3 separate regions of the Mus musculus genome follow, and all the other regions are linked to region 3. The links are chromatin loops, found by intact Hi-C in ENCODE. Cell type or tissue: left cerebral cortex. All regions are shown on one strand.

Evidence for each region. Hi-C counts contacts between places; a loop is a spot of excess contacts. Peaks named below come from ENCODE experiments on the same cell type or tissue, not always from the same donor. Only the 100,000 strongest peaks of a DNase experiment are listed, where the experiment ranks them.
Region 1: it touches region 3 in a loop (2.2-fold over the local background); 2 of 42 quality-filtered maps call a loop at or near these places.
Region 2: it touches region 3 in a loop (5-fold over the local background); 3 of 42 quality-filtered maps call a loop at or near these places.

What each region holds. Positions count from the first base shown.
Region 1 is chr8:28,992,390-29,000,389 of GRCm38, forward strand. The region is part of intron 1 of Unc5d (unc-5 netrin receptor D); the gene reads right to left. Among named protein-coding and RNA genes, the nearest start is that of Unc5d, 220 kb to the right of the region's middle. In left cerebral cortex, a CTCF peak has its summit at 4,034 (motif pointing right); a DNase peak (open chromatin) is centred at 369; H3K27ac peaks cover 947 bases.
Region 2 is chr8:28,716,575-28,724,574 of GRCm38, forward strand. It overlaps Unc5d (unc-5 netrin receptor D), which reads right to left. Exons shown (of 18, transcript NM_153135.3): 10 at 7,647-7,832; 11 at 3,043-3,420. Among named protein-coding and RNA genes, the nearest start is that of Gm32505, 22 kb to the left of the region's middle. In left cerebral cortex, no CTCF peak of the experiment used is centred here; DNase peaks (open chromatin) are centred at 4,003 and 6,514; H3K27ac peaks cover 4,240 bases.
Region 3 is chr8:28,866,032-28,874,031 of GRCm38, forward strand. All of the region lies in intron 3 of Unc5d (unc-5 netrin receptor D), which reads right to left. Among named protein-coding and RNA genes, the nearest start is that of Gm32505, 170 kb to the left of the region's middle. In left cerebral cortex, a CTCF peak has its summit at 4,806; DNase peaks (open chromatin) are centred at 4,698 and 5,345; H3K27ac peaks cover 1,944 bases.

The DNA.
Region 1 (8,000 bases), 130 kb after region 3:
CAGCCAAGAGGCCTACAAGGACTGAACATAGATAAACACAGAACTGGGCCAAACAGCAATTAGGAGAAGAAATTAACAGAGAATGCCGGAGGACTTTAGCCTCTTTTTTCCCTGTTCCCTTGATGACACATTTAGAAATAAATGTTAAAGGAACAAAATTATTCTGATGTGTTCATGCCTTGCCTACTTTTTAGACTCTGTCGTCAGACTGGCCCCAGTAGGAGCTCCAAATGGCCACTGTTTAGATTGCCATCGCCTGGGGATACCACACGTTTAAAGTTTCCTGGGAAATGCCACGGACTTTCAAATTAAATTTGCCTTAGATTTCCTTTTTAGCAAAGCTACTTTTGAAGTCCCTTAAAATACAATGCATTTGTTCTTAAATCCCAAGCCTCCGTTTGATGGAATTTGGGTGTGCAGATGGGCAAGCTCATAGTGACTAAAAAAAGGAACTGTGGGATTCTGGGATGCAAATTCACTATCATCAGGGCGACAGAATGCTACTGGTCACAGGGATAGAAATTCTGAGGTTAGGGAAAAACACAACAGCAAGAAAACACTAGCTTTCTGCCATCTGACGCTAGATAACAAATAGCTTTCCCTACTTTCCTGTGGAGTCATTGGTTTTCCACAAGGGAGGCTGTGGATATTCAGCTGAGTTTTGCATTCATGCTCAAGACAGAAGCCTGCAGGATTAATGCATTAGTTAATTCCCTGCTATCACATGCTAAACAGCTTTTTTTGAACTATACACATCAATTTGTTCTAATACTAAAGGCTCCCGCAGTAAAAAGATATGAAAATATTCAAAGTATTCTAATGCATCCCGAAGCTCTTGGGTCAGAATACTAATGCCTCCATCTAAGAGGCCATAAGTCTGTTATCTTACCATCAGAAGTCTTTCACGGGAGTCCATTTAGACAATAAATACCTGTGGATCAGGAACAGTGAGTAATATCCATTTATTTGTTGATGTGATGTCCCTCTTTGTCTGCATGTGTTGTGAAAATTCATCGCTAAGGCTAATTTCGTGCTTTAAATCAATGGATTCAGAGAAAGCCTGTGTCTATGTTTGTGTCCCTTTGTGGCCATATTGTGGTAACTAGAAGACCATCATGTGGCTGAGTGCTTGGCAATAAGAGACATCAGAATTATCTTCTTTGTGCATGCACACACATACATACATCATACCAGTGTGCATGGTTTCCACAATGTTGAATCACACAACTATCTATCAAAAGTAATTGATTATAATGTACTAGACACAAGATCACTGCACTGTGCATGCAAGGGTTCTGTGCCCTTGATAAAGAGCTCACCATACACAGAAAGCCATTTATATTTCCTTTACAGAAGCAAAAGGAATAAACTACCATTCCTTACTGGAAGTGAGCTGCAAGGTAAGCAGTGTGAGGGCATCGCCTGAAATGTTAAGGCCTTCACAAAGCAAAGACCTGAATTAGTGATTCATGAAGAAAATTTCAAAAGCAAGGGACTTCGTTCTCCCTTTCCATGTATGAACATAAAATTGAGAGGAGGAATCAACTAAGAGAGAAGAAAGATATGAACCCTATAGACAAAGAGACTGTCAGAAACAAGTACAAGCTAAACGTAGCTCTATTCAGTAATGGGATACATTCCTAAGATCTACCCTAAGACATCGTGGTACAAGAATAAAAAACGAGTGCTTCGCTATAGGATATGTTTGCAAATCAAAACTTCCTCGTGATTATGGTTAAATTGTTAGCTTGAAAATGATTTGTGACCTCAGGCAAGTTCATTTTACCTCTTAGTGCATGTTTTTTTCACTGACAGTACTGAGCTAATATAACACACCAGTTTGTACTACTTTAATGACCAAATGTACCAAATTCATATAAAAAGGCTAAAAAATAAAGTCTGATACCCAATAACTATTTTATGAGGTTTTGCTAATATGTGAGCTAATCACTTAGTCTTCTAACTAGGTAAGTAAATTTTATAAAAGATTATTAGTCTTTTATTGAATGGCTGGTTGTTTTCAGAAAGCACTGAGCAGCACATACCTTTCAGGAAAGGCAGGTAATAAGAATACCTGTGTTATGAATCATAGAAAATAAATATTTTACTATGAGACGTGCTCCAAAACAATATTGCTTTTCTCAAATTCTAAGATAAAAAGGTCAGTCTAGGACTGGAGGGATGGATGTCCCATGTGTCCCTTGCAGCAAAAGCATGAGTGTCTGAGTTCAGATCTCTAGCACCCATGTAAAGGCTGGAGATGATGGCCTGCACCTGCAACTCCAACAATGAAGAGGCAGATATCAGGAGATTATTGGCCAGGCAGTCTAGAAGAAACAATGAACTCCAGGTTCAGAGAGAGACCAAGAGGGAGGGAGAAAGAGAAAGAGGGAGGGAGAAATAGGGGGAGGGGAGAGGGGAGTAGAGGGGGAGGGGGACCAGGGGAGAGAGAGAGAGAGAGAGAGAGAGAGAGAGAGAGAGAGAGAGAGAGAGAGAGAGAGAGAGATTGACTCTGACTCTTTGTCTTAAAACATGAGCTGTAAAACAATCCAGAAAAACAGACAACATAAACCTCTGGCCCCAACATGCTCCTACGTGGGCAAATACAATCTCACACAGTGTGTGTGTGTGTGGGGGGGGTGTGTGTGTGTTCATAACAGGTAAGTGCTCTTAGAAATGGGTTGTTCACCAATTTCCCTGTGGTTTGAAAATCAAAATGTATCCTCAAACCTCTTTCAAAACTAGGTCACATAGTCTAGTTTTTATAGCATGGGCCAGTATCACACTAAAATAGCAAATGTCCTATACTATGGCACGAAATGATTTGACTTTGGAAATATCCTAAATATCTAGACATAGTTAAACCCAGAAAAGTTCTATTTAAGAATCACAACACCAGCTAAAACTTAGGCAACAAGAAGTTCTCAGATCCATAATCACACCAGGATACTGCTATAATTCAGTTCCTCAATACCTGGTGAAAGTTCCAGAATAACTAAAAGTAATAAATTTCATAAGGAAAAGACTGATATTAGCTAATGTGGACAGATGGGAAACTGCGGAGAAGGAAGGTAAGCAGGGTTGTATTCTGTAAGGACAGAGAAGGAAAAAAAATCACGAAAACAAGTCTGGAGTTGTGTCGTACAACCAAAGGCCACATCTTAGCCAGTAGACCATCTTTGTCAATGCAAGAGACCAACTCATTCATAGAAGAGAGTCTCTTGAAGAAATGCAAACATATTAAAATAATATGTGAAAACCAAGGCCTGCAGCCAAGGTTAGCAGGATAGAAGAAAGACTACAATCACTTTATGGAGTATCTTGTTTGGTTGGATGGTTGGTTGGTTTTGTTATTAAAATATATAATGGAGTACCCGAAACAAGCAAAACTGACAAAATGCTGGTATTAAATCATTCGAGTTTCCCAAATAAAGTTATAAGATCCTAACTTAAGAGGCTATATGAGAACAGGAAGAAAGCATGCATTGCTTACTGATTTATCCAAATTTACACAAAATAAATTCTTTTCAGTGAACGAACACCAAATATGGAAGACTCAAGATGCTCTGAGCTCACGCATCATGGTACAGACAGCCTGAGAGGTTCCAATCATTTGTTGTTTTTAAAAAAAATTGTGAATCATTCCATTTGTTTCCATCTCAAGCGATATCCCCATTCCCAGTTACCCCTCCATCACCCCTGAGTTCTTTCTGCCCTCTCCCCTCTCACCTGAGTTCTGTACTGGGTCATAAGTGTATAGTTATGGTGGCACAAAAAAAGGTAGCTAGAAAGAATACCAGAGGACCTGTCTAAGGCAAGAGACAAAATGGGATTATAAAGGCAAGGCTTAATAAAGGAAATTTGAGCAGTTCAATCAAGTACACACCAACTTGGAAGATAACAGCCTATGGCTTTATCTGAACCCTGTATTGAACAGGAGAAAGGCTCTTGGGTACCACTGAAGTATGCTGAGGGAAGGGAAGGTGAAGGGAAGCAGAGAGTTAGGCTTCTAATTACTCCCAGCTGCTCTGCAGCTGCTGCCCACCAGGAGGCACTAACCTAAAGTGTCAGTGACTTCAAGGAAGTTGATAACAGTGTTACCTATGTAGGAAAGTGATTATAATAGAGGCCAGTATTGTGTATGTTCCTATGATTATAGGAAGTTACGGTCATTCATCCTCTCTGTGGTTATATTTACCATCAACAGCTTTCAAAGCAACTGGAGTAAGTCTTTTTAAACATTTTTTGCAAGTCTTTTTAAAATAGTTTCCTCAAACAATCATATATATGTTATTAATTATTTCATTTACATCCCAAACTTTGCCCTCTGTTCCCCTCCATCTGCCCTCCCCTTCCCCTCAGAGAGTGTGCTTCCCCCAGTATCAGTTTCTACACAATTAGGTGCATCCTTCCCACTGAGGCCAGGCAAGGCAGTTCTGGTCTGAGGCCCCCAACACATGTGGGGTCTCAGACCAGCCTGTGTATGTTCTTTGGTTGGAGGCTTATTCTCTGGGAGTTCCCAGGGGTCCAAGTTAGTTGATAGTATTGATCTTCCTGTGGGATTGTCATCCCCTTCAGTACCTTCAATCCTTCCCCAAGCTCAGTCCAAGGCTGGGCTGTCAGTATCTGCATCTCTCTCAGTCAGCTGCTGGTAGAGCCTCTTAGGGCACAGCCATCATAGGCTCCTGTCTGCAAGCACAACATAGGGTTAATAATAATGTAAGAGTTTGGTGCCCACCCATTGGATGGATCCCAAGGAGGGCTCATCGCTGGACAGCCATTCTTCCAGTCTCTGCTTCATTTTTTGTCCCTGCATTTCTTTTAGACAGGAGCAATTTCACATACTCTTACCTAGCATGTCTCAAGCTCTTTAAATTTCTTAGTAATAAGAAATCAACACACTGGAATCCCATACTCTATTGGTCAAAAACTTTGTGTATTAACAATTAGTCTGGAGTCGTTGTTTGTTTTTGTTGTTTTTGTTTGTTCTTTCTCTGTATAGCCCAGGCTGTCCTGGAACTCACTCTGTAGACCAGGCTGGCCTTGAACTCAGAAATCCACTTGCCTCTGCCTCCCATGTGCTGGGATTAAAGGTGTGTGCCACCACTGCCTGGCTTAGTCTGGACTCTTTAATGGTGACATATAGTGTTGGTGACCAGAGTCACTAGAATTCTGAAGCCAACAGCTTTACCCATCCCCTTTCTTTTTAAATGTAAATTTTAACTTATGGCCACCATGATCCTTAAAACACATTGTTTTCTAATAGATGACAAATGATTTTGCTACTATAGGTCAAAAATTGTGCTGGAAGCAAAGGGGGAAGTAGAAGGTTAGAAGGCTCAGAAAATTTTGCAGGAGATAGAAACACCAAGGGATGTTGTCAAGGAAAATTTTAGATCTTTCAGTGAGGTAGGGTGGGATGTTTTACTTCATGGTAGAGCAATCCTTCTTCTATTTCCCATGTAATGGATCCTCAATAGAAATGCAGCAGGCAGTGGCAACAGAAAACAAGGGGAAGGAGGACAGTGCTAGATTTTTCTAATCTCTCCACCATTAAAAGGCTGGGAGGATGCATATAAATGGCTTAGGGTAATTTTTCCTGACCTGTAATCTGTCTTTCATGGAGATCCACAAGTCAGTCCACCAAAACCATGGACGACTGTAATATGACCTGGTAATTTACAGGCCGTTTTGCTTATGAGGCACATATTTAAGGACTTCAAATGTCATTTCAGTTTGAGCATATCTCCTAGAAAAGTCAACCTCCCCACCCTTTGAAAGAAGAGATAATAGACAAGGTCAATTTTAATGACTCAAAGGACAGAAAGATAATGCATATCAATAGAGAGACAGGAACATTAACTCTGGCCTGGTGCTCACCAGAGACAATGCCTTTGATGACCTGGTGATAATTTAGTGATAAGAAGCTCTCAGGTGGAGCTGCAGCTCTCATGCTAGCTAGAGGTTTGCTCTTGAACAACAATGCCCCCTGCAACTGTCTCATTCTTCATATGAAAACATAGACATGTGATGGATACACTTTTAATGGACTTCAATTCAATGGGCACCTAGTAGGTATTTATAGATTTGGTAATAAGCATTTACTATGTATTTAAGACCACTAAATAGCCTTTCTAGTTCTTTGCAGTGTAGCTTTAGGCAAAATGTTTCTTTTTTGTGCTATGGTGAGAAGTAAGCCTACCTACTCCAGAACGTATTCAAATTCAATGAGCTCCTACAGAGGACATTTACAACAGTGGCCAACAGCATCTGTACCATCATGTCTGTTCTGTGGATAACAGCAAGGAAGATGGCGCAGTAATGAGAAATACTGTGCTCAGTGTAATTCACCTATGTACCAAAGGGGAGATGTGTTAAGGTTCAAAAGGTACCTGCTCATGAAATCATAAAAAACAGCCTAGATAGAGATGAGTCCCCACTTTTGAATTTGGACAAACTCACAGGCCATTGGGATGAGTGGAAATTAACAAGCACCTGATAGGTAGAAGTTGGATTTCCTCTATAAAGCAACAGTCTTAAATATTGGAAAGCAAGTCTAATACCCTAGGAATTTACAACATAAGGTGAGCCAAGAACTAGAAACTACTAAGAAGTCCAGAAAATCTGGATGTCAAGGCATGTTTAATGAACACTCAACCCTGCAACAGGTTTTATACAATAGACTGGAACCATACACAATTCTTCCACAAAGATCTTTCAAAGACTTGAAAGGGTGGATGGGATTTATGCACAAATGAGAGTGGGTTAATTGTATAACTGGATTTTTCTTTAGTACTGAAAAAAATTGAATCCATATCTAGCATCAAATAAATGTACAAATGGTGATAAATGTTAGCATCAAAAAATCAAATTCATGAAGCACTATGTGACTTTGTATTTGATCTTGTGTAATGGGCTCTTTTAAGGTAAACAGTGAATTACATCTCAATGACTTATACAAAATGTAAAGTCTTTTCAAATATAATAAACTCTATGGACACCCAAAGATTCTATGAATTGCATGTAGCAAAGCCTTTATAGTAACTAAGAAAAAGAAACCAAATATCACTCACACTATTGAAACTAAATACAAGACTGTATTATAAAATCCTAATCAGAACAGCAATTACAAATCAGACTTTTGTTTTCACACTTATATGTAGTTTTGGAACTTTCTTAACTAGCCTTTGACTACTTTTAAGTGATGGCTCAAGACTTATGTAGTAAGCAGGATGACGTGAAGCAGATCCAACTAAGGGAACATGCCTCCTAGAATACCACAATTCCCCAGGATATGCTGTTGGATCTCACCCTAGGACTTTCTAATTCCATTCAATTGGCTGCTGGGTCACTGTACAGGGAAAACAAATTGGATTTTCTTTCTGAGGTAAAATGTTTATAGTCCCAATTAAAAAAAAAAAAAAAAACTCCACTGGAGGATTTAGAAAATAAGGAATGTAACAGGAGTTCACAGAAAATTTGAGATGTAGAAATTTCTGGTGAGTTCATACTTTAAACTACTGGGCAACAGATAGAACCATAGGCTTGAACTTTTCCACTGCTTCATGAGTGTAAGTTAATCCACTACTATGTTTCCATCTGCAAACCAAAAATAATGAAGGCACACAATACTATCTATCCATCAAGACTAATACAATGCTTCAAAGAATTGACATTAATGAGGAGCTCAGGACATATCTCATAGTAAATATACGCTTACTTTGGCAAGAGCAAGAAGTCAACACTGTTCACATTTCACTAAAAATATCCAATTGCAGTAGGACAGAGGAAAGAGTTTCCCCCCCCCCCACATTTTGGAACTTATACCTTGTTAAACTTGTTAAGTCCTGTTTCATTTTTCAGTAATTATTTGTCACAGCATCTTTACAAACCTTAAAATAGAATTCTAGGACCAGTGATGGATAAATACTGGCACAGAAAAAAAAGGGCTGCCTAGTAATCATTAGGTGATAACACGAGAGACAGGAATGGAGTGGGAT
Region 2 (8,000 bases), 150 kb before region 3:
TTCCTCCTATGTTTTGAATAATACAGCTTTCACCGTTTTTCCCTTTTGTTAGAGATAATTGCAGAGGAAGCTTGCAGGTTGCTGTTGACAAGCTTTCTTGTTCTTCTCTCCGTGTGTATGTGTGTTAGCAGCTACAGAGTCAAGGAATGTGAGCCTTATTGTGAACCAGGTTATCTGTGATTCACATTCACATCATTATTCAGTAACAGGTTAGTAATCATCAGCATCTTTCACCAGAACTAAGAATGGGACTCATTAAAATTCTGTTCATGGCTTTTCAGTAGGAGAGGCATTTACATTCTACACCTTCACATCAGTAGTATGATAACTGTAACTGGCATGCTGGGGACCTCCAGTCAGATGCCCCTTACATTTCCTGTTCTTCCTTAACTGTAGCCGTACCCATTCCTAGTACTGAACACAGATGCTAACAGATGGGATATTTAAGGTTCACATGTTGCCTTGAACCTTCATTCAGCCTTGATTCAGTTTGGCACTTATTTCTCTGTTGTTTCTTCTCCATTATCTCTATGCCACGAAGACAAAGAATCATGAAGACTCCTCAATAGAAGCTCAGTCTATAATTAGGCAACTGGGCCCTGTTGCAGTAATGACACTTAGCACAGTGCCGGACCCAGAATAAACATATTGCAAATAGGAAAAGATACGCAAAGGATTCAAAATTGTTAGTATAAAATCAGGTTCTGAGTTATGTTGTCTTGTGTGCACCATCATTGTCTGGGACTATTTGTTGGGCCTACACTATCCCACTTCTTTCAGGTAAGCTTAATTCCCTATGTTTAGGTGGAAACATTATCCAAGATACTCCCAATTCAACCTGAATCAATTCTTTAAAGTGGCCCTTACATTTTTCACTCTCCCTCACTCATGATTTCTACTAGCCTTTAAATATACTTCCTATCCAAATATACATTACACATGGAGGCTGAAAAGAGTTAATCCCAGGGCCAAGGGTAGAAGAACAGTGGACATTAGCATGTTGATGGCTAGTTGCTGATTATCATGCCTCGGGTCCCCTAAAGAACTCTCCATTTGCAACATGTCATTCACCACTGATCTTTGATTTAAAAGAAAATACAACTCCCCAACTCCACCTGCTACTCTGACAGCTTTTTAAAATTGGATACGACAATAGAACCACCTGTCAGAGTTTCTACTTTCATATTTTGCATAATAAATGAGTTCCAGAGTGTAGCGCCTGGCAATTCAGGATGGATGGCATTAGAGCAATCTAATTTCTGTGGCGTGCTTTCTGGACACTTCAGTTCCCCAGGGCATAGTTTGCATTCATGCCCTACAAAGACCAAGGAGCTTGTTTCAATACCTCATACTTCTTTTTCCTAAAACTCATTTGAAATGTGCAGCTTCAATCTTGCCCAGTGGTTCTTGTCAGGAGACTTAAAAACATCCCATTTATGGTGAAACTGGGTGGGGATCGCCAACAAGCTATCAGAGTTTTAGTTTTCAACAAGGATGTCTCTCAAGAGAGATACGAGGGGAAAGAAATATTTCTCATTCATCCAGGTTTCATTTCCATGTTTTCTTTGATGAAAATTAAGCAAATATGGGCAATGAATAGTTTGCTCTTGACACTAGTTCAATATGTAAACACAAACACATATGAACCCTGTACACATAAGGATGGGAACATGCGTGAGGAGCTTTGATAAAGGCATAGTAGTAACTCACTGGCTTCATGTGACTCTGATTTCACATCCTAGTCTTTGGTAAAACAAGGGATGCATGTTCCGTTTTTATATGTTTTACAAATTCATGTGATAAATATGGCTGACTGCTTCTTTCTAAAAGAAGAGTCCTATTGGTCAGTTATGCCCTAGTGAGACAAGTTAGACTGTCATCATACACTGTCACTCATATGGGACACTTAAACTAATGGGAAATAAGAATCCCAGCATGCCCTAAAACACTGGCAAGGTAGGTTGGGGAACATCATCATTTCTAGAGACGTAACTTAGGCTATTTTCCAGAAGTAAGTTATATTTTGAAACTGGGTGTGAGAGTACACAACTAATTTGGGATAGAATGAGGTTAAAATTATGAAGTGAAGAGAAAGTTCAGTTTCAAGTCTAAGCTACTAGATAGGTAAGGTAGCTGCAGTCATAGTCTAAGACCAATCCTGTCACAGATTTCATTTTATGGGATAAAATCCTGATCATCTCTCCTCATTGAGCACTCGCTTGATACTCAGTTTCTAAGAGCATGGCTAGATCTAATGTTCCTGGCCCTCTCTGCTTTCGATATCTGCCATGGAACTCACCTGCCTCCCACGGCTTAGGACTAAGAGGAGAAAGCAATCTCATTTCCCTCTACTCTGGCTTCAGGCAACAACCGTGAAGATCAAGCGACAGCTAGGGATGACATTTTTAAAGTAACCTGTGCCAGGGATCAGAAATATCCACCTACAAATATCCAGAGAAATCTCCTCTCTTAAAACCCAAAAAAGGGAAACACATACTTTGAAATGGGTTGTGCGTGTGGCATAGCTCTAGAACTAATGTTTGAACTTTAAAGAGCAACAATGCAATGATTCATCGTCATTGCTTGCCAAGAACCAATGTAATAATCACTTAAAAATAGTCAAAATAATTATCGAGGGCCCAAGAAATGTGACTGTCCGTGCCCTAAATTATTTGTCAGTGCAAACATGTGCTTTGGCTAAATATGGTACTTGTCAGTTGTAGAAAAGAACTGTGTTCTTTTCCTCCTTACCATGCCCTAGGTGACATATTCCAGTGGGTCTCAAAACCAGGAGCCTCTCCATACCACCTGATAGGTATAATGCTAAAAGATGGCGATCAGCAGCATCAACGTGGTCTTCTGTCCTGCTGGCAGGCAGAGAGATGGCTCTGCTCTATTTCAGCTGCACATCTGGGCTCCTGGGCACACAAAGTGCAGCCCCAGCCTTCGCTGATCACTTCCAAATGAATCTGATTATTGCATACTTATAAAAAGATATTTACACAAGTGAGGAAAATATGCAAACACACACTTACCACCCACCTGTATTTGGCATTACTAAGCGTCCCCCTAAATGGCCAAAGACACCAGTTGTCCTCAGCTCTGTCCTTGTCGGCAGTGATGACAGATTTTGGATGTACGGCGTTTTGTTTCTGGGATGTATTGTACTGAATCCGCGGTTGTTTCCATGGGGGAAAGTCCCCGAGTGATTCTTGCCATGGTACTCCGCTCTCTCAGACACTCCCAGGGAAACCATAAATGAGCTCTGGACTTTGACTTTGATGTCAGATAAAGGATTGAAGAGTGAGGACTCTGTCATGAGCTCCTTGTCGAGCGGATCCTGCAGACAGATGGGCCCGCTGTATGTCCGGCTCACAGTCAGATCTGGCTGCATGGCAGGATTCAGTAGTAGAGAATTTCCTAGTAAGAAAAAAAGATGATCTGTCACTCAGACACTAAAAGACACCTCCATCACTCTTTTTGCAGTTGCCTCTATTAAAAGGAGAACATCTTGTATTGGCGTTGGATGTACTGATTGGTATTAGCTTCCCCTGCTAACCTAGGTGGAACCATGCCAGTGGCTGGGAATGGGGACCTCTGACCTTCCAGGTCAGTTTCTGAATATCATGCCCTCACTGCCCTCACATCTAACACTCTTGACATGCCTCCTTTTCAAGACAAACATGTCTGACACTGGATTAGGGCCACTTGCCTCAGGTAGTGTTTGTGTGATTATCTTAACTGGCAAAGAAAAGTTAAAAAAGAAAAGGAAAGGAAAAAAAAAAAAAACAAAAACCAGAAAGATGTTTTGCAACCCAGTTAGGAGCAAAATAACATCTGTTCCTTTTAAATAGCAAGAGATGCTACCGTGTAGTGACTCTTGGTGCTGCAGACAAGAGCCCACAGAGGAGGTGGAAAATTCCTTGTAAAATTCTAAGCAGCTCCTGGAGCCGGGGGAGCAAGCATGCTTTGGAGCAAATAGTTCAGGGGACTTATGAATCACTCTAAGTCTGAGGGGCCAATGTACTTGAACATCACAGATGTCACTCTGTGAGGGAAAGAATGCTGCAGCAGAGAGTGGCTTGGATTGCAAGTGGGAGCATCTCAGAAAGGAGGTACCTTGCTGGTTTAAAAAAAAATGAACAAAACAGTCTTCACACAACACAGCAGAAATTGGACAGTGCTCTAGTCATCTGCTGGGCTCACCATTTTTTTTCCAAGCCAGATATTAAAAAGGCTGTGATATTTTTCTCGTGATGAAGTAATCGCATTTATTAGTAAATAACAGAATAACCCTCACTCCCCAGCCTCCCACCCTTACCAGTTCGTCAATATGACAGCTCAAGTAGAAACCCAAATCATATTAAGCAATATTCTTTTGGGACCTGACCAAAAAAAACATGTTTTAAATGTGGTATTTTTGAAAATGCTTCAATTCTAGGTTGTATTGTATTAGTCTCTATTGTTTGTCTATTTTCCCAATTTGTAACAGTGCCATGAGGGGAGCCATCACTGTGGATTTTCTCACCCCTTGTTGGGATAGGCTAAGAATCAAGAATCACAGAGAAAATACACAAAAAGATAATGCAACTATAATGGCCCTTTGATGTTGCCCCTTTTCCATCTAGGGGCTGTTGTGCTAAGATGCAGCCACCATCAAGCAGTCTTTTTTAACAGGACCACACAGAGTTCAATAGATGATAACCTTGCTCCTGTCTGTGGTCTTCCACAGGAAAAAAGGAGGACTAAAGAACACAGCACATTTGAAAACAGTTTGAAATAGCAGTTTCCATGGAGACTTCAAAAACTCATATCTTAATTTTTGGCTACTTTTGAAAGACTTGCTTAGCATATGGGGGAAAATATTTCTGATACTTAGCACAGACATGGAAAATACCCAGATGCACACACACACACACACACACATACACACACACACACACACACACACACACACACACACACACAGAGAGAGAGAGAGAGAGAGAGAGAGACAGAGACAGAGACAGAGACAGAGACAGAGACAGAGACAGAGACAGAGACAGAGACAGAGACAGAGACAGACAGACAGACAGACAGAGAGCTAGACAGAGAGACAGGGAGATAGAGAAAGAGACAGACAGAAACAGAGAGCCAAAGGTAGAGAGAGACAGAGAAATTAAAAGAGAGACAGAGACAGACAGAGGAGGGAGAAAAAGAGAGAGGGACAGACAGACAGAAAACAAAAAGGAAAAACACACAAAGAGACAGAAACAGAGGCAGAACAGAGATGACAGGGAGAAAGTCAGAGACAGAGAAAATATACACACACATGAGGGGAGAGAGGGAAGAGAGAAGAGAGAGTGGAGATAGACAGACAGACAGACATAGAAAAGCACACAGGGAAAGCACACACATATACACACTCAAATGTATAAGTCTATAGTTGAAAGTGTTGGTTGCCAACCTGACCGAAGCCTGATTAAGGCCAGCTATTCTTCCTGCTGTCTTGTTACCCCTCCCTTCTCTTTAAAAAACAATTTTCCTCATTTAACCTAAGCATTGTATTCTTTCCATATGCCTGACTTTTTATCTTTCTTCCATCCCTCCCTTCTATCTTCTTATCTATTGAACCCAAGGGCTTTACACTTGTGGAACAAGTCGTCTACATCTACCATACCCAAGATGATTTCGATGGTTAGTTTTAATTTAACTGTCAACTTGGCTCAGCGTGAATCTCCTGGCATAAGGGATTATCAAAATCAGATTGGCCTTCCATCACGTCTGTGGAGAATTGTCTTGGTTATATTAAGTGATATGGGAAGAAGCTGCCTTCTAAAGCAACATCGTTCCCTGGGTGTTGAACTATGTACAAGCAGAGAATGTGAGCTGAGAACAAGTAAAAGCATAAGCATTCATTTTCTCTGATATAGACCGTGATGCCTGTGGCTAGCTGCTTCAAATATCAACCTTGACTTCCCAGCAATGATGGGCTACCATCTGCAATTGTAAACCAAATAAACTATCTTTCCCTTAACTTTCTCTTGGGGGGGGTATTTAATTACAATTTCATTACAGAAAGAAAACTAGGACAAAATTCTGCTTAACATTCTTGCTGTTCCCCTTCTTGGGGTACCGGACATGTTGTTCATCAAGCTATCACCTTGAAGACAGTGGAGGTCAAAGTCACAGTCTATAAAAATGAGATTCATTGGCAATGGATATGGGGATGGTAGCAGTTAACAAAAGAGTTTTTGTCTTCTATCCTGAGATTTATGAGATTCTTAGCCAAAAATAAACAGAATGGTCAGACGATCTGATAAGATGATTTCTTTTTAGAGATTCGCAATATACTGATGTTCTGAATCACTCCTCCATGAGGACATTGGCCAATCTATGTAAATCACTGTCGCCCAAACGTATTCAGGCCAGGCAACTACCTCCCTCTCATATTCATTGCCTGCTGCTCCACAGAGCATGCTGCTGTCCCATGGTTAGAGGACACGTGAGCATCTAGAGCTATCTTGAGAGAATGAGCTCTCCTCAAATGCCAAGGGCTTCCCCAGGTTAGTCTCAGCATATTCATTTTCACAAGAACACCATGAGGAGGATGTTAGCATTCCTGTTTTATAGTTGTGAAATGGTGACTCAGAATAACTGTTTTGCTTCATAGCGGTTTCATATTCTAACGTAACTGACTTCAAAGCAGGTGAACTTGTACACAATAGTGGCTTAAAAATAATGGCTTAACACCAAGGTACCCAAAAATAAAAGCCAAGGGGAGAAGCCTATTCTCTAAGCTTTATCTCAGTTGCTTGTTCTAGCAGGTTTGGGCTTCTACTTCAGCAATCTGTCTACCCAATAAATGCTGAGTGCAGAAACTGTCTAGCCTTTAGAATAGGTGATATCTATACAATGAATAGAAATAAAGGGGACATTATAGAAAATGAGGGTAACGGTCCAAAACTTCATCCTTTGAAGAGAGACAGTTACTTTTTTCATAATATTAAAACCAAATGTGTCTCATCCCCACCTTGTATTCAGGGATAGGTTTGCTTCATAATAGAGGATTAAATGACTCTCTCTGTTCTGAAAAAGAGCATCTCTGTGCCTTGACATGAAAAATGTTTCTTTCTCCACAACAAAAGATTGGTCAGCCTTGGCAATAGCTGAAAGTAATTTAGGCTGGTATTTCATTTTGTCCTCACATACCTGATCCCTCCGATATCATCTAAACCCTTTTTATTTATTTGAAATTAAAGAAATTTTAAAAACCAGTGTAATAAAGGTTTTGGGTAGTTTTGTTCTGGGGCTGTGTCCTCAGTTTTTAGTACTCAGTATCTTAGTTAATAAAATTAAACACATAAACTAAAACTAGGGTTCTTCAAAGATGAAGTTGGATAATTTGAGAGGAGTGCTCTGTATCAAATGTTGAACTATTTCATTGGATGTTGCCAATAATAAATTGAGACCCATACATCCTCACAGTTGCTGAGGACCAAGAAAATCATTTTATCAAATATGGTGTGTTAATGAATGGAAACAATTTGGTAGCGGCTCCCAGGACCACAAGCTACCTCTGCACAGTATCAAGAACACGGAGGACACCTGTGTAAGTGCAGCCAGTGGTCCTAAGGATGAGGTGTTGGGGGACCTATGCCGCTGACCTTGACGAACTGTTTTGAAGTTGAAGGTCTGGAAGCCACCTGTCAATGCAGAAGAGTCAATGACATCCACTCCGTAGTCACTGTGGCTCCGTCTGTAGAGGGTGACACCAATGACCAGGACCGCAACAGCTACCACGGCTGCACCCAAGCCGGAGTACAAAGCAATGTCGCTGGCATTCTCAATGCCTGAAAGACACAAGAGAAGTCCTGAGTGGCTAACATGGGCTCAAGGAATAGAGCCACCCCAGGACAAAACATGGTGTTCTGTTAGAGTCTGGAGGCTACTGATCAGAAAATAAAACCACACAGAAAGCTAGCTACATGTTAGACTCTCATTTACACTATAGCCATGTT
Region 3 (8,000 bases):
ATTATTATGTGTCGGGAGGAATTTCTTTTCTGGTCCAGTCTATTTGGAGTTCTGTAGGCTTCTTGTATGTTCATATGCATCTCATTCTTTAGATTTGGGAAGTTTTCTTCAATAATTTTGTTGAAGATGTTTGCTGGACCTTTGAGTTGAAAATCTTCATTCTCATCCACTCCTATTATCCGTACGTTTGGTCTTCTTATTGTGTCCTGGATTTCCTGGATATTTTGAGTTAGGATCTTTTTGCATTTTCCAGTTTCTTTGATTGTTGTGCCGATGTTCTCTATGGAATCTTCTGCACCTGAGATTCTCTCTTCCATCTCTTGTATTCTGTTGCTGATGCTCAAATCTATGGTTCCAGATTTCTTTCCTAGGGTTTCTATCTCTAGTGTTGCCTCGCTTTGAGTTTTCTTTATTGTGTCTACTTCCCTTTTTAGGTCTAGTATGGTTTTGTTCATTTCCATCACCTGTTTGTATGTTTTTTCCTCTTTTTCTGTAAGGACTTCTACCTGTTTGATTGTGTTTTCCTGTTTTTCTTTAAGGACTTGTAACTCTTTAGCAGTGTTCTCCTGTATTTCTTTAAGTGATTTATTAAAGTCCTTCTTGATGTCCTCTACCATCATCATGAGATATGCTTTTAAATCTAGGTCTAGGTTCTCAGGTGTGTTGGGGTTCCCTGGACTGGGCGAAGTGGGTGTGCTGGGTTCTGGTGATGGTGAGTGGTCTTGGTTCCTGTTAGTAAGATTCCTCCGTTTACCTTTCGCCATCTGGTAATCTCTGGAGTTAGTAGTTATAGTTGACTCTGTTTAGAGATTGTTCTTCTGGTGATTCTGTTACCGTCTCTCAGCAGACCTGGGAGACAGATTCTCTCCTCTGAGTTTCAGTGCTCAGAGCACTCTCTGCTGGCAAGCTCTCTTACAGGGAAGGTGCGCAGATATCTTGTATTTGGACCTCCTCCTGGCCGAAGAAGAAGGCCCAAAACAGGACCTTTCTCAGACACTGTGTTGCTTTGGCAGTTCCCAGGTGGTACAGACTCTCACCTAAGCAGACTAAATTCCTAAGTTCCTTGGAGTCCCGGGACCAAGATGGCGACCGCTGCTGCTGTGGCTTAGGTCGCCTCCCCAGCCGGGCGGGCACCTGTCCTCCGGTCCGGAAGGTGGCCGGCTGTCCCCGGCCCACACAGGGTGCTGCCTCAGCGCCTCTGTGCTTCTGCCTGTTCCAGAAGCTGTCAGGTTCTCTGGCGCACCCTCTCACCTGTTCAGACTAATTTCCTAAGTTCGGCGGGTCCCGGACCAAGATGGCGACCGCTGCTGCTGTGGCTTAGGCCGCCTCCCCAGCTGGGTGGGCACCTGTCCTCCGGTCCGGAAGGTGGCCGGCTGTCCCCGGCCCACACAGGGTGCTGCCTCAGCGCCTCTGTGCTTCTGCCTGTTCCAGAGGCTGTCAGGTTCTCTGGGTAATAGTTTTCTATTAAATTCTTCTCATAATTACTTAAGTATCATAAAATATACTTAAGTAAGGGCAGTGAAGGGAGACATGGTACTATATTAAAGAATTCCACAAGTCTGAATCTAATATATATATATATATATATATATATATATATATATATATATATATATATATGTGTGTGTGTGTGTGTGTGTGTGTGTGTGTGTGTGTGTGTGTGTGTGTATAATACTAGAATTAAATAATTCCTGTTGCCAGTGAACCCACAGATCTAGCTATCTGCATGGGTTTGTGGTAACTTTTGTAAAGAAGCTTGCTATAAGATCAGTTGTATAAACATTCAGGACATATAGTTGACTTGTACAGTTATATATGTTTCTTTGCTTTTGTAGCAATTTTCAAGTGAATTCCTACTTACTAAGAATATACTTACTTCAGAATATACTTCCACAGGGTAGGTTGGCTTTAGCCCTATTCCATATTTCCTTATCATATGGAAGCATGCAACCTGGGTAAGCAAGTACAAAAATACCTAATGATGTGAATCTCAGAACACTTCCCATGGTTCAGTGGGGCAAGATCATAGAGATATAAACACAGAAAGAGTGGCAACAGTAAGCTGTATCAGTGTTAACCTGAAGACTCTCAGTACATGGCTGAAGGAAATTCTAGGCACTATGATGTAACCTCAGTTAAGGTCTACCATTATGTCAAACATTTGCTTGAGTTGTGCCTTCATGTTGGCCTTGCTCTCCATTTAGCTTGATGACCTAGAACCTCTGTTCACCTTCAGAGTGCTGGGATTATAGGATGTTTGTGGAGTGCAGAGGTTCAAATGTAGGATCTCCTGAATGCTAAGTAAGCACTCTACCAATGAACTGACTCCACTTACTCTTGATATCATCGTTTAATTTGTAAGCAACCTGTCTGCCATCTTACCTAGATATCTAACGTAAGTATATAGTCTCAAATGTCACTGTCAGATGTATGTCCTTTTCTTCTCCATGTATAGTGCACGAGGCGATTCTATAGCAGGAACATTGCTCCACCATTGGTCATGTCTGGTTCCAGGCTCTAGAGTCATTTGTCACCTTAATACTTAGACCTTAATACCTAGATGCTGCTGCTGGCTTTATAGTAAAAACAGCACTCTTTAAATCCTGTATGATAGAATTTGAGGGTATCCATAGGCTTCCAAGGCCAGTTATTTCACTTAAAAAAAAAACCCAATTACTACATATATGGCCTGAGTTTTCAGAGTTGGCTCACAGGTGTTATGCTCCATATAATTTCACATGCTTCAAAAGACTGATTTTCCTGGTCCAAACTTTTATCTTTTAAACACCAAACTTTGCTCACTGTACACTAGGGCTCAGAAAGCATGCTCCCAGATCTGCTTCTGTAAGTCTCCATGGCACATCTGTGCAAACATGACACTCATTAGCACTGGGCTTGACAAGCAAACAGCATTTGCATGGTTTCAGGTAGATACAACTGCACCCCACAGTGTGCAGCCTCGCTACTGGACTGCAGCTGTACTTTAGCAAACATACATTCCTTGACTAGATGATTTTATGCAGCTTACAATATGATTACGAAACTAAGCCTCTCACATCCTTCAGTAGTATCTTATATCTTATAGATTAATGTATGGTTATGGGAAATGATTGATCTTTAGAAGAAAGCTAGCTTATTGCCTTTCTTAACTTTAGGGGACATTTTGCTGTAAAAAGAGAAATTAAGGCTTTAAACTTGTGTGCATTTCATACAAGGTATTGAAGACTGTTTCCCACAATGTAGGAGTATGTGGACAGAGAATATTGGACCAGAGCAGACAGTGTAAACAGTTGAGGTCACATATGTAATACATGGTGTAACATGATTGTAATGTTTCATCTCTTCTATTCCCTTTTGGCCTCTGCTTACTGCACTGCTGACAGTATGCAGTCATCTCCAGATAAGGGAAGCCAAAGATGACTCTTCCATGTTCTTATTAGCCATAGACTCACAAGAAAGTCAGACAGCTGGACATCATCACAATGAACAATGAACAGATGCCTTTTTCTGAAGAGGAGTTAAGCTTTACATGAATAGCATTGCTGTTCAAGACGTACCCACTACAAAGGTGACAATAAGATCTGCTTGTGACTTGGAAGTCAAAACAGTGAAGGTAATAACGGTGGAACCTTGAGGCAGTTCAAAAATATAAAAAGATAGATGGGAGGTGGTGGCTCATGCCTTTAATCCCAGCACTTGGGAGGCAGTGGCAGGAGGATTTCTGAGTTCGAGGCCATCCTGTTCTATAGAGTGAGTTCCAAGACAGCCAGGGCTACACAGAGAAACCCTGTCTCGAAAAAAGAAAAAAAAAAACTATATCTATCTATCTCTCTGTATCTATCTACATATAGAATGAATTCACAGGTAATTTCAAAATAATTGTGATTACAAATATCATGATAACAGTCCTAAAAAAATTCTGTGGGAAGACAGAAATGGAAACTTGAATCCATAAAATTTGGAAGCTGGATACCAGAGTAGGCTCTTGGATGTCCAAATTAGTCTAAGAGGCTGTTGAGGTCAGTGGGGTGAACAGATTTGTTATGCTGGTGTCTATGTATAAGGCAACAAGTAGGATAATCCTTCAATAGGGGCATAACGTACGAATAAAGAGTCAGAGACAGGGAGATGGACCTATGCATGTTCTCTGGGACAATAATGAACACAGGCAAAGTACAGACAGGGAAAGCAGCCTATACCTCTGAGCCTAAGAATTTATACCCAAGCATCTAAGACAGTGGTTCTTAACCCTCCTAATGCAGTTCCTTATGTTGTCGTGACCCCCCAACCATAAAATCACTTTCCTTGATCCTTTATGAATGAAATTTTGGTAATGTTATAAATCACAATATAAATATCTGTGTTCACTGAAGGTCTTAGGTGACCCATCTGAAAAGGTCACTTGACCCCCCACAAAGAGGCTGTGAACCACAGGTTGAGAATCTAAGTGGTGCTCATTCACTCACTCACTCACTCACTCACTCACTCACTCACTCACTCACTCAGGTGGAGCGCAGCACACCTGTAAGGACGTCATGGGGCAAGGCAGGCAAAAGAGGTTACTCCTGAAAATTTTACAGTATACGAACATTTATTTATCCCCATATTTAATGTTGCTAGCAGGAGGCAGAGGCCCCAGCAGTTCCCAGCATATGAAATTATTTACTGAAGCCAGGAAGCTGCGCTGCACAATAGAGACAACTGAATAGTTTTTTTTTTCTTTTCTGATTTTTCAAAAGGAAACCACCTCCAAAAGAAAAATAAAATAATCCTGTTTCACTCCAGCATGCAAGTATAGAGCACCCTGTGGCTGTAAATGAGATTTTTCTAATTTCTTCATTCCTTGCCACAATTGCATAGATATTTTAGAAGCATCTCAAATAAACATCATATTTACATTTTATTCAGCATGTCTCAAATTATGCCCCTTTTTAAAAAAAAATCAACAAAATAGTGATTTCCTACTGTGTATTCTTCCAAATGTCCAACTTGCTAGAACAGGCTCAATTATAGGACAGGGATAGTTCCTTCTCAGTACAAAATTAGGTAAAGTAGCCAAGTGTCAAGAAGGGTTTCCTTGACTAAGAGTTTAATGCTACAGGCACAACACCTTATAAGCAGATGAAGGAGAGAAAGAAAAACAGAGAATAAAAGAGAGGGCTAAGCTGCCAAATGTTCACCCATGAAAATAAACAACTAGGAATGATTGAGTATTCCTGGTTTTGACAATAGTCCAGCAGCAGATGCCACAGCACGACGTATCTTCCAGCCCAAGTGAAGCAGACGGATGAGGGAGGGCCTGTGGGAGTTGTTCCCTGGAGACAGGCTTCTGCCAGCTTGGTGGGGGTCAATGTAGGCTGCTTTTATTTACCTATTTTTACCTTCCTAAACTCACTTTGGTAACTAGGTCTCTGCTATTTCCAGCCCCCTGTAGTTGGTGGCCAGCCAATTTCTCCCTGTTCATGCCTTAGTGTGATTAAGGGGGATCTTAGTGAAGGCGGATGACAAGCACACTGGCTCCCAATAAGAAGCGTACACACAGTAGAACTTGACCATGAGGCGGTTCAGGTTCACAACTGACTTAGAAATGAAAGAGGAAAACAACTGCCATTTCCCTCAAGAAAGTACTCAAATGCACATAAAGGTTTCTATTTTGATTCTCCCGTTTCTATTTAACAGAGGGCAACTCACAGGGCTTAGCAGTAAGAATACGCAAGGGAATACAATGGGCAGACAGATGGGGCTCTGTTCCACTTTGGTAATGGCTAGATGACCTTCCCCTTCAGTCACGGTCTTTATCTTTTGGCAACACGTTGAACAAAGCAGGCATAGGAAATCCTAAATGGGGCAAATAGAAATGCCTCAAATAATATTACATAAATTCTCAGGACTGGAGGTACAGGGCGTTCATCAACTAGCAGCTCTCACATTCAGGAAGCTCAATAGAAATTCTCAATTAGAGACCCAATACTAGGCTTCCTGAATTATTTGAACTGAATCTTCAGCATTAGATGAGGACCATGCTGATTGCTGATTGACATGATGGTGCACGGTGGAGTTATGGAAATCTTGTTCCTAGGCAAGATATCCCAATGATATCTGCTTACAGACTCACAAAATCCTTAACCATATTATACAATCACATAGTAGATAGCAAACTAAATAATAAATAATATAAGCATAAATAATTTACAACATTTATCATATTTCCATAGTCTAATCCAGAGTATCATAGAAGACAGTGCTCGGTATCTGTAACTTTTACCTCCAATAGGGTCCACTCTGAGGAACAGATGAATCATAAAAAATAACAGGAGATTTTTCTCAGTGTTGCTTCCTCTTAAAAATCAAACCATCTCTAAGCAGCAGCATCCAGAGAACCTCCTGGTGTTTCGTAGAGATTAGTAACCCTGATCACATCAAGAGGCTCCTGTCAATATGTCCCCCAGCTCGACGTCCCAGTTGCCTTGGCGCTTTTGCCCAATGCAATTTAAAAAATTTTAAATCCTTAATGGCTCATTGGCTCAATGCAGGAAGCATAAGGGGCTCAGATGCTGAAACAGAACGGTTTATTGAATTCTATAAAGATGACAGTAAATTGTAAAGTCCCTTCGGATGATGGTCCTCACGTTCATAAACTGCATTTATCTACCAATGATTATTTAGCACATTAAGATGCCTCTATTACTTAAAAAACAATCTTAAAAAGAAGAAACATTGTAACAATTATATCTAATTTGCCTATTCATTTATTCAGAATGAGGACTATCCTCATGTGCAATGTGCTATTCGTTAGGAAGTACTTACACGCAAAAGTCAGAACTCTTTTCTCTCAGTCTAATAAAAATAGAAAATCATTTTAAACATGTTTTTCCTGCAAGCGAATAAAACATCCAAGTAAGATCCTGAAGGCACCCCCACATACACTTTTGATGCCATTACACTAGTTAAATTTCAATTTACATTTTAATACACATTGGTCCCCAAGTCAAATGCAATATTTAATGACAAATCATGTCTTGGCTTGCATAAATAATTTTAAATAAATTAAAGAGCCTCTAACTTGCTACATGGGAAGAAATTAAAAATATGTTGGAAACACTATTAGAGAACTCATTAAGTGAATTGTATAATACGGGCTATAATGATATTCTAACATTTTTGCTTGAAAAAATATTTATATACAAATGAGCTTATCATATGAAAAGTACAGTTCCTTTAAAATCTTTAGAGAGAATCACAAGATTATTATCAGAAAAGGATCTCAGACGTCTATGAAGGTCAAATGATTAAAGGGAAAGTGACATAATGAAAAATTCCTTTTCCATTATTAATATTTCCTAATCTCTTATTTTATCATGCAGAGAGGGTCAGCACAGTAGAGGCAAACCTAGAAGACTCAGTCAGTAAGCATCAGTGAAGACCAGCCCATGAAACAGTGCAGGAGAGGATCAGGTATGCCACAGGGCATCAGGTCATAGCTGGAGAGTATTCACTGGTGTTGTTAGGTTACATAATTAGTACTCGGGTATATCAGCAATGCTCAGAACAGCTCCAGGAAATAGGTACGGTTTCACATATGGAGATATTAAGACCGAGGAAAATGAGCTATGCTTTCCACCTGTACAAAACTAAGGCGATGCAGAACAGAAATGGAAATGGAGCAGGGATGTGAAGTCTAGGCTCTTCTCTCCTGTCCCGCTACACATGCAAATTAGCAGACTGCACTAGTGGATGGGGTGTGTCAGAAAGGCAAAGCTGACATGTGTGGCAACCATGCATTTGAAAGGACAAAGTGTGTGGAGTATAGTCCACGTGATGAGAGATGAGAACAGGTGGGTGTGAACCAATCTCTGATGGGCTTTGTGAACCAAACATGAGGTTCTGATAGACACATGGCAATCAGGACAACTGAGGGAGACAACCAAAGAGATGGACACAGACTGGGAAACCTGTATTGATAATAGTTCAAAGGATAGGCGACATGGACCTTGGAGAAG